Regions from separate parts of the Homo sapiens genome. Here all the other regions are linked to region 1. The links are chromatin contacts, found by Hi-C or POLR2A ChIA-PET in ENCODE. All regions are on one chromosome and are shown on one strand. Each heading gives the region's core, a stretch centred on a gene start or an enhancer-like site at or near the end of the contact. The rest is flanking DNA. Distances are from core to core; before and after follow the strand shown. Region 1 holds the start of CCDC39 (coiled-coil domain 39 molecular ruler complex subunit). Region 2 holds the start of USP13 (ubiquitin specific peptidase 13). Region 3 holds the start of MRPL47 (mitochondrial ribosomal protein L47).

Region 1 (3,633 bases), core at 228-2,727:
TTCTAGTCTTTAAAGGCACTAAGTCCACAAGATTAAGTTTATGGAAAACAATGTAGGCACAAAGAGACAAAGCTCCTACAGGAGGATTTCAGAACTATAGTGACAAACAAATCGACTGTAAAAAGACATTTTTAGGACAGTCGAAATATGAATCTGAAATGGTTATTAGATGATATTGAAGAATAGTTGATTTTTATAGGTGTGATAATGATATTGTGCTTATGTTAGATAACATTAACCACTCTTCTACCAATACATGCTCATGTATTTAGGGCTGTAATGTCATGATGTCTATGATTATTTTTTCACTTGAGCAAAAGATACAGATGATGCTAACATGGCAAAATATGAATGCTAAATCAAGGTGATGCATATATAGCAGTTATTTATACTCTGCTTTCTATTCCCATATACATTTAAAATATTTATAATAAAAGTTTAACAATGTCTAGGTAAAATAAAATTCGAAAGAGCAAAAAAAATTACAGATGATTATTGGATACGTAAAATTAATTCATGCACAGCATCCCTTCTTTAATCACTTTGCCTCAAGGAGCCTCGGTTTAACTTACCGAGAAAATGAAAGGATTAGATTAGTTGATTGTTTTGTCCTTTCCAGTTCTGAGATACTATACAAGAGAGACTATAACTCAAATGCCTACCCGTGCCAAGCAGGTAATTCAAATTAGTGAACTGGTAAAGTGCTTTGTTGGTCTAAAGGGGGCGCCTCTCCAGCGGAACATTGCCTTTTGATAATGGGGATTGTGTCACCTACCCTTTTTCAAGCAGAGGAAATACAGACGTTTATGCGAAATTCCACACTTTAAATGTTAGCAAACAAAAATGCAAAGAAAAATGCAAGTATGGGAGTGGTGCCGGAGGGACCACCACACCGCGCCACAAGTGTGCGGCCTCCGCGCGGTCCGCGTCTGTGATCGACTGGGACATCCGCGATGGGGCCGGTGAGTGCGGTGAGGAAGGCTGGCCGACTGAAACAGGCGACGATCAGAACATCCCAGTGATGCCAGAGAGAGAGTTGTTTCCAAACACCAGTTCACTTCGGTCTACTTTCACCTACTGTAGTAGCTGAAATCTACACAACACAGCAAACACACCTTGAAAAGAAACTTAGTTTATAATCCCTGTTGGCTCCCGTCTTCCCCCAGGCAATCGGAGGATCGTGTGGTTTACTTCCAGCCAGCTGCCCCGTGGTCCTCCAGCCAGCTCCGGGGGCCACAGTTTTCACACGCTCCGGGAGCGATCCGAGAGCCGCCTTTTCGTGGAAAGTTACGCTGCCGCCTGGCAACCCCCGGGAACGTCGGGAGGGGCAAGTTGCTGCTCATCCCTCAGTGCTCAAGGTAAGAAAAAGATTCTTCGGCCTGCAGGCAGGGAGTTCTCAACCGGAAGTTTCGCCTTCGGGCTGGAGCGTTTCCTGTTTGGTAACTAAGGACGCGGGAAGGTTGCTAGGGCTCCCCCGGCAATTGCCGCGGCACTGTGCAGGTGCCTGGGCTTGACGCGGGTGCTGCTCACCCGCTGTACAAGAAGGCGGATCTTTGCTCTGTATCTTCTCTATCCGTTTGCAGTCATGAGTAGCGAATTCCTGGCTGAGCTGCACTGGGAGGATGGGTTCGCCATCCCGGTGGCGAACGAGGAGAACAAGCTACTGGAAGATCAGGTGAGATCAATTGAAGCAGGCGGGAGGAAGCAGAGAGAGCCTGTTGGGGGCGTTTTCTGGTTGGCAGTACTACCCCAGCCCTTTTATTTCTCTCCTTTCCTAATCCTGTGCTTCCTCTAACACTCCCCCGCACCATCGCCCTCCTCCCTTACCCTCTCTGCCTATTTCAGTAATTGTTAAGCATTTAAAAATGCTATTAAAACCATAATTGACATTTAGGGTTATAAAGCTCGAATTATTACTCCCTTCCTCATGCCCACTCCTCTTACTTATTTCGTTCCTCCTGGCGAGAGAGGAAAGGCTGGTTCCGGCGCCCGCTTTTTCCTTGCTCAAAAATTAAAGAGCTACTTGGAAAAGAATTTCTGAGGTTTGCATAGCAACGGTTATTTGCGCACGTTTATAAATTAAACTCCAGAAGGTTCATATTTCTTTGTGAGTTTTTGTCTGTAATGTTTAAAGCTGAAAGTGACTTGAGATGTTTTCAAGAGGAACAGCCCGGTAAGAATGAAATGTGCGGTTTACAGTTTTTCAAAGAGAAGATTGAGTTGTCACAGATTAACATAAGAAATTTTACGTTGCAAGGACGAACTTACACTAACTACAATTCATAGCAGTTGTTAAAAAAAAAAAAATTGCAGGCCGGGCGCAGTGGCTCACACCTGTAATCCCAGCACTTTGGGAGGCTGAGGCGGAGGAACCCTAAAAGCCAGGAGTAAAACAAGCTTGAACAACAAAGCGAGACCCCCCACAAACCCCTCCCACCGCGTCTCTACGAAAAAATAAAAAAATAAAAAATTGCAACCGGGTCAGCAAATTTTGAAAAACTTTGGTGGTGATATGTTGTGTAGAAGAAGGTCCAAGAATAACAGATGATGCTTACACAACTTTGTAAAACGGAACAGAAAGTTTTCTCAGCTCTAAAAAAGGAAAATGAAAATCCTGTTACTCTACCTTTTGAAAACAATGGAAATGCTTTTTAACACGTTCTGACCTATTTACTCATGTGTAATTTAGAAGACTGCAATTTTTCCCCAAAGGAGGGCAATATTAGGAAATGTAAGGGATCTAGCACTGAGTACCGAGGAATTAATACTAAGTATCCAGCCCTGGGTTCAGATCCTACTTACCAACCCTAATCCTGCTTCTTTTTTTGTAAAGCGGAGATGGAGATGAACAAACTAATTACTTCGCGGGCTCTAGGGACATAATATGGGTTAAGGTTCCATCCAAATTTTAGGTTTTAGTATTCTTGCCATAATATGTGTCACACAGGATTTTTATGTACATATTAAGTATATTAGCTCTTTTAAAAAAGTATAGAGCCATATAAAGAAGAAAAATGAGCACCACAATTGCATTAAATTAAATTGCTTTTTAAACTCTGACATTTAAAAAGCAACTCCTGTAAATTTAAGATATTCAAACAGAATAGAAGGGTATGAGATAAAAACATAAGGTATTTCCTCTCCAAAGTGTCCACTGTACTGTAGAAATGATTACCATGGCATTAAACACACATTTCAGACATCTTGGTATACAGATATACAGAAAGAAGAGAAAAATGAGTATTATAATGGAATTATATATATGCGGTATTTAACACAAAATATTTATTTTAGTATTTGAGAGAAGAAAAAGCAGTTGTTGAATTTCAGGTAAATATTACTTGATCACAAGAGGTGCTGATTGCTAAAAAAATTCCTCTAAGTTAAGAAAAAATTAAATGGTTAATGTTTCTAAGAACTCTATATTTCAAATATAGATTACTGAATGTCTCTGATTTTAAAGAATAAGTTAGCACTCTTACACATTTTCCCACCTCCTTTTCCCCTATTAAAAATAATGGTTTTATCATTTTTAATATTATCAAGTTTTATTTGCATTTGATTCAATGCCCTTAATTTATCACAAGTGTTTAGTGTTAGTTTTATACTTGATTTGCTTTAATGGTCCTTACC
Region 2 (3,481 bases), core at 30-2,529, 1.0 Mb after region 1:
GGGGAAGGCTTAAGAAAACCATCGCAATCCAGTAGATCCCCTATTTCTGCTGCCCGAGTGGAGGCACCGGAAGGTTTCGTCTGACATTTTTTTTTTTTTTTTTTTGAGACGGAGTCTCGCTCTGTCGCCCAGGCTGGAGGGCAGTGGCGCGATCTCGGCCCACTACAGCCTCCTCCTTCCCGGTTCAAGCGATTCTCAAGCCTCAGCCTCCCGAGTAGCTGGGACTACAGGCTCCCGCCACCGCGCCCGGCTAATTTTGGGGTTCTTTTTTAGTAGAGATGGGGTTTCGCCATATTAGCCAGGCTGGTCTCGAACTCCTGACCTCAAACGATCCGCCCGCCTCCGCCTCTTAAAAAGTGCTAGGATTTCAGACGTGAGCCACCGCGCCTGGCCCTGACATTCTAAAGACAAGAAAAGGAGTGGGGTGAAATGGGAACTGGTGGAAGAAAAGCTCAGAGAGCAAATCAGAATTGTCCAGAAGTGGGGATCCCTGAGCAAAGCAAGTGGTCCCAGAAAAAGAAGGGCTGTGTGTGTCCCGGGGTGTGGGGGGATCATCCCGTCCACCTACCCGCCCTGCGCTCTGCCCCGCGGAGGACGCAAACGATCTGCAACGTGCAGTTCGGAACAGGGAACTCTTGTATTTCATCTATCTTTAAACGGCGGCGGGGCTGTGTGCAAGCTGCTGGGAATCGGGCCCTTCCAGCCTGGGGAGGCTGGCGGAGCAAAACCACCAGCACGAGCCAGTCCTCGGCTGCAGCAGCCCTGGGGCGCTCACTAAGTGTCTGCCGAACTGCAGTGTTCCTGAGCCAACTCTGCCGCCCGGAGGAAGAGAAGAGGTCCCGGCCGCCACTGCGCATCTTCTCCCCCGGCTTCACGTGCCGCAGGCCGCCGGCCCCGCGACCCTCCCCCGAGGCGCCTCACTTACGGGAGAGTCGTAGGAGAAGGCGCACTCGTTCTTGTAGACCCTGTCGCCGGACCTGGGCACGCGGATCGTGGGCATGTGGGGCACTAGCAGCTCGCCGATGTCTCCTGCAGCCATCTTCCTGCCTCCGCTGCCGCCCGGCATGCCGAACAGGGCGCCCCGGCGCTGCATGGCCTCGGCGCGCACCGGAGCCGAGCGAGCCGAGCCGGAGCCGGAGCGCGGGGTCTGCCGGCGGCGGCGGCGCCAGCGAGCGGGCTGACGGGCGGGCTGCGCGGGCAACGGCAGCCGGCCGAGCCGGGGCGGGCGGGGAGAGCGGGCTGCGGGGCGGGAGCGGGCACCGCGGGCTTGGGGCGGACTGGCGACGCTATTTTTAATCCAATGGCGAGTCTCCGGCCCAGCTGCAGCGTCAGGCGGGGCTGGGGAGCGCCAGCCGCAGCGTGCCGGGGAGGGGGCGCTGGAGAGGGGCCCTGCGCGTGGGCCGGGCGCGGCGGCGGGGGGCGGAGGGCGAACCCCTGAGGCGTTGGCGCGGGAGCTCGAGCGGGCTGGCGGCCGAACGCGGCGCGGGAGGGCCCCGGGAAAACACCACGGAGGTGTTTTCTATCCCGAATTGTTGGCTTGCAGAGGGGCAACTCCGAGGAGGCCAACACAAAGAGCAGGATTGGGGGTTTTAAAAACCGCTTGCTTTTAAAACAGCCGAAGACTAGGGCGGTGACGTCCCCGGATTGGATAGGGGCGGGACTCGATGTGCAAATCTGAAATCTAACGTGAGGCTTAAATCTAAATTTGCGCCATGCACTTCAGTGCTTCCCCACTAAGCTTCGTTCCTTACTTTAACATCCAAGGCTCAAAAATAGAGCGAATAGAATAAGATCGAGTGAGGATAGAGGGTGTGTGTGTGGGGGAGGGCGGGGTGTGTGTGGGAGTGTGTGTGTAATAATAATACAGGTTTTCTTACATATTGGGGGAAGTCAGGGATGGTCAAGATTTTTTCAGGGCGTCGGAAGGCTTTCTATTTTTCTCTGCCTTTGGAGTATCTTCTATGTGATTCAAAGTTCTCATGTCGAACATTCAGTGGCCTGATTTGAGGATTTTGTAGGCAGGCATACATATTCCTGTCTTGATCATCAGTTCCTCAAAATAAATGATGAATGGGGTTGGCCTCGGGGGTTGATCATTTGCAAGCAGAGCATGTCTCCCAGCATACTCTCATTCTCTCCAAAAAACCCACAAGACGGGTTCAATGACATTGAGGTTCTCTAACTACACCCAACATATGTATTCATGACAGAGTATCCAGTGATCCCTGCCAGTTAATGAAATGCAGAAATAGCGAGAAATAGTGAACCAAAACGCTAATTTTTGTAAGCCTCTCTCAGATCAGATAGTCCTTAAGTTCTTTTTTTTTTCTTACTTTTTTTCTCTTTTAACTCTCCCTGGTTCTCCAGACCTATCTCAAGATTTCCATACCCTCAAGCAAGCCTCGAGCGCACCACACTTTCTTATAACTCAGCACTCCCAAATGCTATCTGTTGGAAAAGGAGGAGGTGGCACTGAGCAAAAAATCAGACACTACTGTCATCTTCCTCATTGGGCAGATCCTCTCAGCGAGCTTTTGCTTTGAATTTAGTCTCATCAGCTTATTACCTTTCACGTTAATGGATGATGTTTTCTCCAATTACAGAGATAAACTTGGTTTTACAAAACTTAAAATTTAATCTTAGATTAAATACAAATTAAATCAGTGAGACACTGTTTTTCATCCTTTGGGCTGGTAAAGATATATTGAGTTAGCATGGGTTTGGGAAGTAGACCCTCATTACATTGTTGGTGGGGATAAAAACGATAAACCTCTTTGGAAGGAAATGTAATAATACCAGTCATAACTTTATATGTGCATACTGTTTTCCCCAGCATTTCCTTGTCTAGACATTTATGCAACAGATAAATTAAGGCTGTGTAAAGATATTTGTTAGAGCACTGTTTCGAGTAACAAACGTCTGGGGAAAACCTAAAGATCCTTCTGTAGAAAGTGGTTAAAATACAGTACCATTGAAAAGAATGAAGTTGCTCTACGTGTGCTGATGTGGAACAATCTCCAAATTATTACTAGATGATAAAAGCAATTTAAGCAAACTAGTGTATAAAAGCAAGGAATACATGCAAGGCTGATAATATGCAGTAGGCATTTTGGCACATCCTATATACCATGGGCCTTCATTCCAGTTGGTTGTACTTGTAGTAAATATTTTTAATGTAGCCCCTTAAAATATACATATGTGTATGCATGCCCACTTGTTTGGCTTTAGGATGTCTCTAGAGCAATACACAAGAAACTAGTCAGGCTCTGTGGAGAAGAACTGAAAGCCTGAGGTTAAGGGAGAACTTACTACCTGGTATGGTAGGGCTGTGTCCCCACCCAAATCTCATCTTGAATTCCCACGTGTTGTGGGAGAGACCCAGTAGGTGGTAATTGAATCATGGGGGCAGGTCTTTCTCGTGCTGTTCTTGTGATAGTGAATAAGTCTCACAAGAGCTGATGGTTTTACAAACGTGAGTCTC
Region 3 (3,661 bases), core at 377-2,876, 1.1 Mb after region 1:
TCAGTTTCCTCATCTGTAAAATGAAAATAACATTGTAATTTCTTTGCAGAGTCTCTGAGATAATAAAGTACACTGAATATCAAGCATTTGATCTTTGCTATGATTATTCACACCGCCATGATGCAACTCACTGTCTCCAAGGAGGTCCAAATAGCCCTATTAAGACTGTATTGGTCAGGTGCAGTGGCTTACGCCTATAATCCCAGCACTTTGGGAGGCTGAGGTGGGCGGATCATTTGAGGTGAGGAGTTCGAGACCAGCCTGGCCAACATGGTGAAACCCCATCTCTACTAAATATACAAAAATTAGCCAGGCGTGGTGGTGTGCACCTGTAGCCTCAGCTACTGGGGAGGCTGAGGCGGGAGAATCGCTTGAACCCGGGGGGTGGAGATTGCAGTGAGCCAAGATGGTGCCACTGCACTCCAGCCTGGGTGACAGAGTGAGACTGTCTCAAAAGAAAAAAAAAAAAAGACTGTATTATGACTTTCCTGAGACCTAGGCACTTTTGCCTTCAAGGGCCCCTTCGTCTAAGTTATTAAAAATAATATTTTATGACTGCATTGGTATAAAACGAACATAATACAGGCTGGATTCGTTATCATATTCATAAACATTATGGTTTTTTTAAAAAAGAAATTTAAATTAAAAGACTTTCGTAGACCCCTAAAACTATCATGGGTTCAGGCAGGAGAATCGCTTGAACCCAGGAGGCGGAGGTTGCAGTGAGCCAAGATCGCGCCACTGCACTCCAGCCTGGGCAACAGAGTGAGACTCTGTCTCAAAAAACAAACAAACAAAACAAAACAAAACAAAAACCTCTCTTCCTCCCCAGTTCATCTGCATCTCATTATTGGGCGGCACGGTACTTACTGTGCCTAAAGAATAAGTTGGCCCTGAGCCTCTTTACCTGTCTACATATTACCTGTCTTCATATTCCTTAGCATAGGTGGGCTTCTCGGCAAGATGACTTTGCATCTGTGGGACTAGAACCTAGCCTTTGGGCAGGTGGAACGCAACAATAAGCTTGTGCCCTAGAGATACAGATCTCAGCTCTATACCTTTCTAGACTCAGCTTCATCCGCAAATTAGCATTAATTGGGATGGTGAATAACAACGTTTTAGAAATGCTAATAATGTAAACACGATCTATCTGGCTACTTCAGGAAAACCCCTCATATAGCTCGTGCTCCGTCTCTCCTGTCAAGCCCCAAGCCCACAACTTGTCCCGGCTCCCTCCGGATCCCACCAAGGTCACCCTGGAAGCGTCCTCCCTTTTCTCGCCCCGCACCCGCTTCACGCCCGTTCTCCCTAGGCCAGCACCCACCAGCAGCCTTCGGAAAGCCACGAGTGAGGAAGCCCCCAAATCCGAGGCGAGTGCCAAGGGGCCGGCCAGACAGAGCTGCCACCGCAGTAACCGAAACCCGCCGCAACAAACTCATGGCCGCCATGGCTACTACGGGCAGGAGGAAGAAGGGAGGCGGGTCACGGAAGCTGAGAGAGCCAATTTACCAATGAGGACAAAGGCAGGATGTGGCCATCTTAAGTGAGGGCAAGTTTTCTATTCTCCTCACCGCCGGCTTGAGACGCCGGAAGTGACGCTATCGTTGGCGGAAACGCGTTTTGCCAGTTATGCGAAAACATGGCTGCGGCCGGTTTGGCCCTTCTTTGTAGGAGAGTTTCATCCGCCCTGAAATCTTCCCGATCGTTAATAACTCCTCAGGTCCCTGCCTGCACAGGGTAAGTGATGTATAAAGTAGGTTTGCCCACCTCTCCAACTTTGGATCTTGTTTGGTTGCCGAGATGCCGAGATGCCGAGAACAACTCAAGAATGGAACGGCCGCCTGGATGGCAGAGCCGGAGCCCACTTTGGTGAGGAGTGAGTGACCTTGGAGAAGTCGCTCACCTCCGACATTTCTATTCCTTCCTCATTTTGTTGCTGCCTGCTGTGGACAAGACAGTATATGGGGTTTGTAGATGTCCAGCATTTGTTGAAGTAAATACATCTATAAGTACAGAAGCATCCTCTTGGGCTGGGTGAGGTGCGAAAAACTTTACCGAAGATGTTTTTGTTGTGATACTCAAGTCTGTGTCAAGTTTGGATGGATTAAAAAAGAAGAGATATTTGTATTTACAGGATGTGTTACAATGAAAGTAACTGGTAACTTAGTAACTTCTTTTATTTATTTATTTTTCTTGGTCCTGGATCCAGTGAAGTATCCATTTATTACATTGGTTGCCATGACTCTTTAGTCTCTATCCGGAACAATTTCTTTTTTTTTTTTTTCTTAATGTTGTTGACATTTTGATGAGATTAGCTTTTTAAGAATCTTATTCATTTGGATTTGTCTGATTGTTTCCTCATTATAAGATTTAGGCTAAATATTTTTGGTAGGGATACAACACTTGTGATAAACTTCATTATTTAGTTTCAAATCATCTCAGGTCGTTAACTATTTTTTAAAAACAGGATTTTTGAATTACTGCATAATAATTTATCATCCAGATGCACAGTAATTTTTAAACCATTCTTAGCTGCGTATTTACATAATTAAAAACTTGACATCCTATATAGTGCTTTAATAAACATCTTAATTTATAAATTCCCATCTATAATAATTTTTTCAGTTGAAACTTCTAGATGCAGAATTACTGAATTAAAGGAGGAAGTATTTGAGGCTCCTGATACATGTTGCAAAATTGTGAGGTTTTTTTGTTTTTGTTTTTTGAGACAGGGACTGACTCTGTCGCCCAGGCTGGAGTGCAATGGTGTGATCTCAGCTCACTGAAACCTCTGCCTCCCAGGCTCAAAGCGTCCTCCCACCTCAGCCTCCCGAGTAGTTGGGACTATAAGGCACGTGCTACTATGCCTGGCTAATTTTTGTATTTTTGTTAAAGATGAGGTTTTGCCATCTTGCCCAGGCTGGTCTTGAGCTCCTGGGCTCAAAGTGATCCTCCCACCTCGGCCTTCCAAATTTCTGGGATAACAGGTGTGAGCCACCGTGCCCAGCCCACATGTTGCAAAATTGACTGCTCTTTTTACCTGCGCTTGCACCCATTAGCAATGTAAGAAGGACCCAAAAATGTTACCTTAAAATATAATTGTGTAACTATGTTACCTCTGAAATTATAAGGTAGCAGCTTCTATAATGCAGTATTAACAATACTTTCTAAAGCATTTTCAAAATTTATTGTGGCCAAGCATGGTGGCTCATCCCTGTAATTCCAGCACTTTGGGAGGCCAAGGTGGGAGGATCACTTGAGCCCAGGAGTTCGAGACCAGCCTGGACAACATAGTGAGACCCAGTCTCTAAATAAGAAAAAAAAATTAATTCTTGTGCAGAAACCCTGAGTAGCTTTTTAAAATGTTATCGATGACAAAATGATTATGTTTATTATGATAATGTTTATTGCTTATAAAATCCAGATATTATAAAACTTTTACTTGTTTATGTGTGTTCAATTGCAGGTTTTTTCTTAGTTTGTTGCCTAAGAGTACACCAAATGTGACATCCTTTCACCAATATAGATTACTTCATACCACATTGTCAAGGAAAGGACTAGAAGAATTTTTTGATGACCCAAAAAACTGGGGGCAAGAAAAAGTAAAATCTGGTGAGATACTTGGATTTGTCAACATTAGATATATTTATGGAACCCCCCC

The links. A loop is a pair of places that touch in the nucleus more often than their neighbours do. ChIA-PET counts read pairs that join two places held with the same protein, here RNA polymerase II (POLR2A). Pooled maps may share reads with other maps.
Region 2: a map of naive thymus-derived CD4-positive, alpha-beta T cell shows a loop between it and region 1 (6-fold over the local background). The contact joins the promoter of USP13 here to the promoter of CCDC39 in region 1. A Hi-C loop is called at or near these places in 1 of 168 maps with a recorded cell type or tissue (naive thymus-derived CD4-positive, alpha-beta T cell), 3 of 37 single-sample maps with no recorded cell type and 12 of 50 pooled maps.
Region 3: a loop to region 1 is called in a map with no recorded cell type, with 8 times the contacts of the local background. The contact joins the promoter of MRPL47 here to the promoter of CCDC39 in region 1. A Hi-C loop is called at or near these places in 1 of 37 single-sample maps with no recorded cell type and 6 of 50 pooled maps. POLR2A ChIA-PET finds 5 or more read pairs at or near these places in 1 of 52 experiments (activated T-cell).

Annotation. Positions count from the first base shown.
Region 1 is chr3:180,677,333-180,680,965 of GRCh38, reverse strand. CCDC39 (coiled-coil domain 39 molecular ruler complex subunit) reads left to right here and starts at 1,477. Exons shown (of 20, transcript NM_181426.2): 1 at 1,477-1,675. The coding sequence starts at 1,586. CCDC39-AS1 (CCDC39 antisense RNA 1) reads right to left here and starts at 885. Exons shown (of 2, transcript NR_046725.1): 1 at 776-885. RefSeq lists enhancers at 976-1,025, 1,106-1,205.
Region 2 is chr3:179,650,838-179,654,318 of GRCh38, reverse strand. USP13 (ubiquitin specific peptidase 13) reads right to left here and starts at 1,279. Exons shown (of 21, transcript NM_003940.3): 1 at 926-1,279. The coding sequence starts at 1,093. RefSeq lists an enhancer at 806-1,449 and silencers at 1,118-1,457, 1,468-1,547.
Region 3 is chr3:179,602,603-179,606,263 of GRCh38, reverse strand. It overlaps MRPL47 (mitochondrial ribosomal protein L47), which reads left to right and starts at 1,626. Exons shown (of 7, transcript NM_020409.3): 1 at 1,626-1,737; 2 at 3,467-3,612. The coding sequence starts at 1,640. NDUFB5 (NADH:ubiquinone oxidoreductase subunit B5) reads right to left here and starts at 1,470. Exons shown (of 6, transcript NM_002492.4): 1 at 1,325-1,470. The coding sequence starts at 1,448. RefSeq lists enhancers at 885-974, 1,005-1,164, 603-1,469, 1,345-1,544, 1,470-2,336.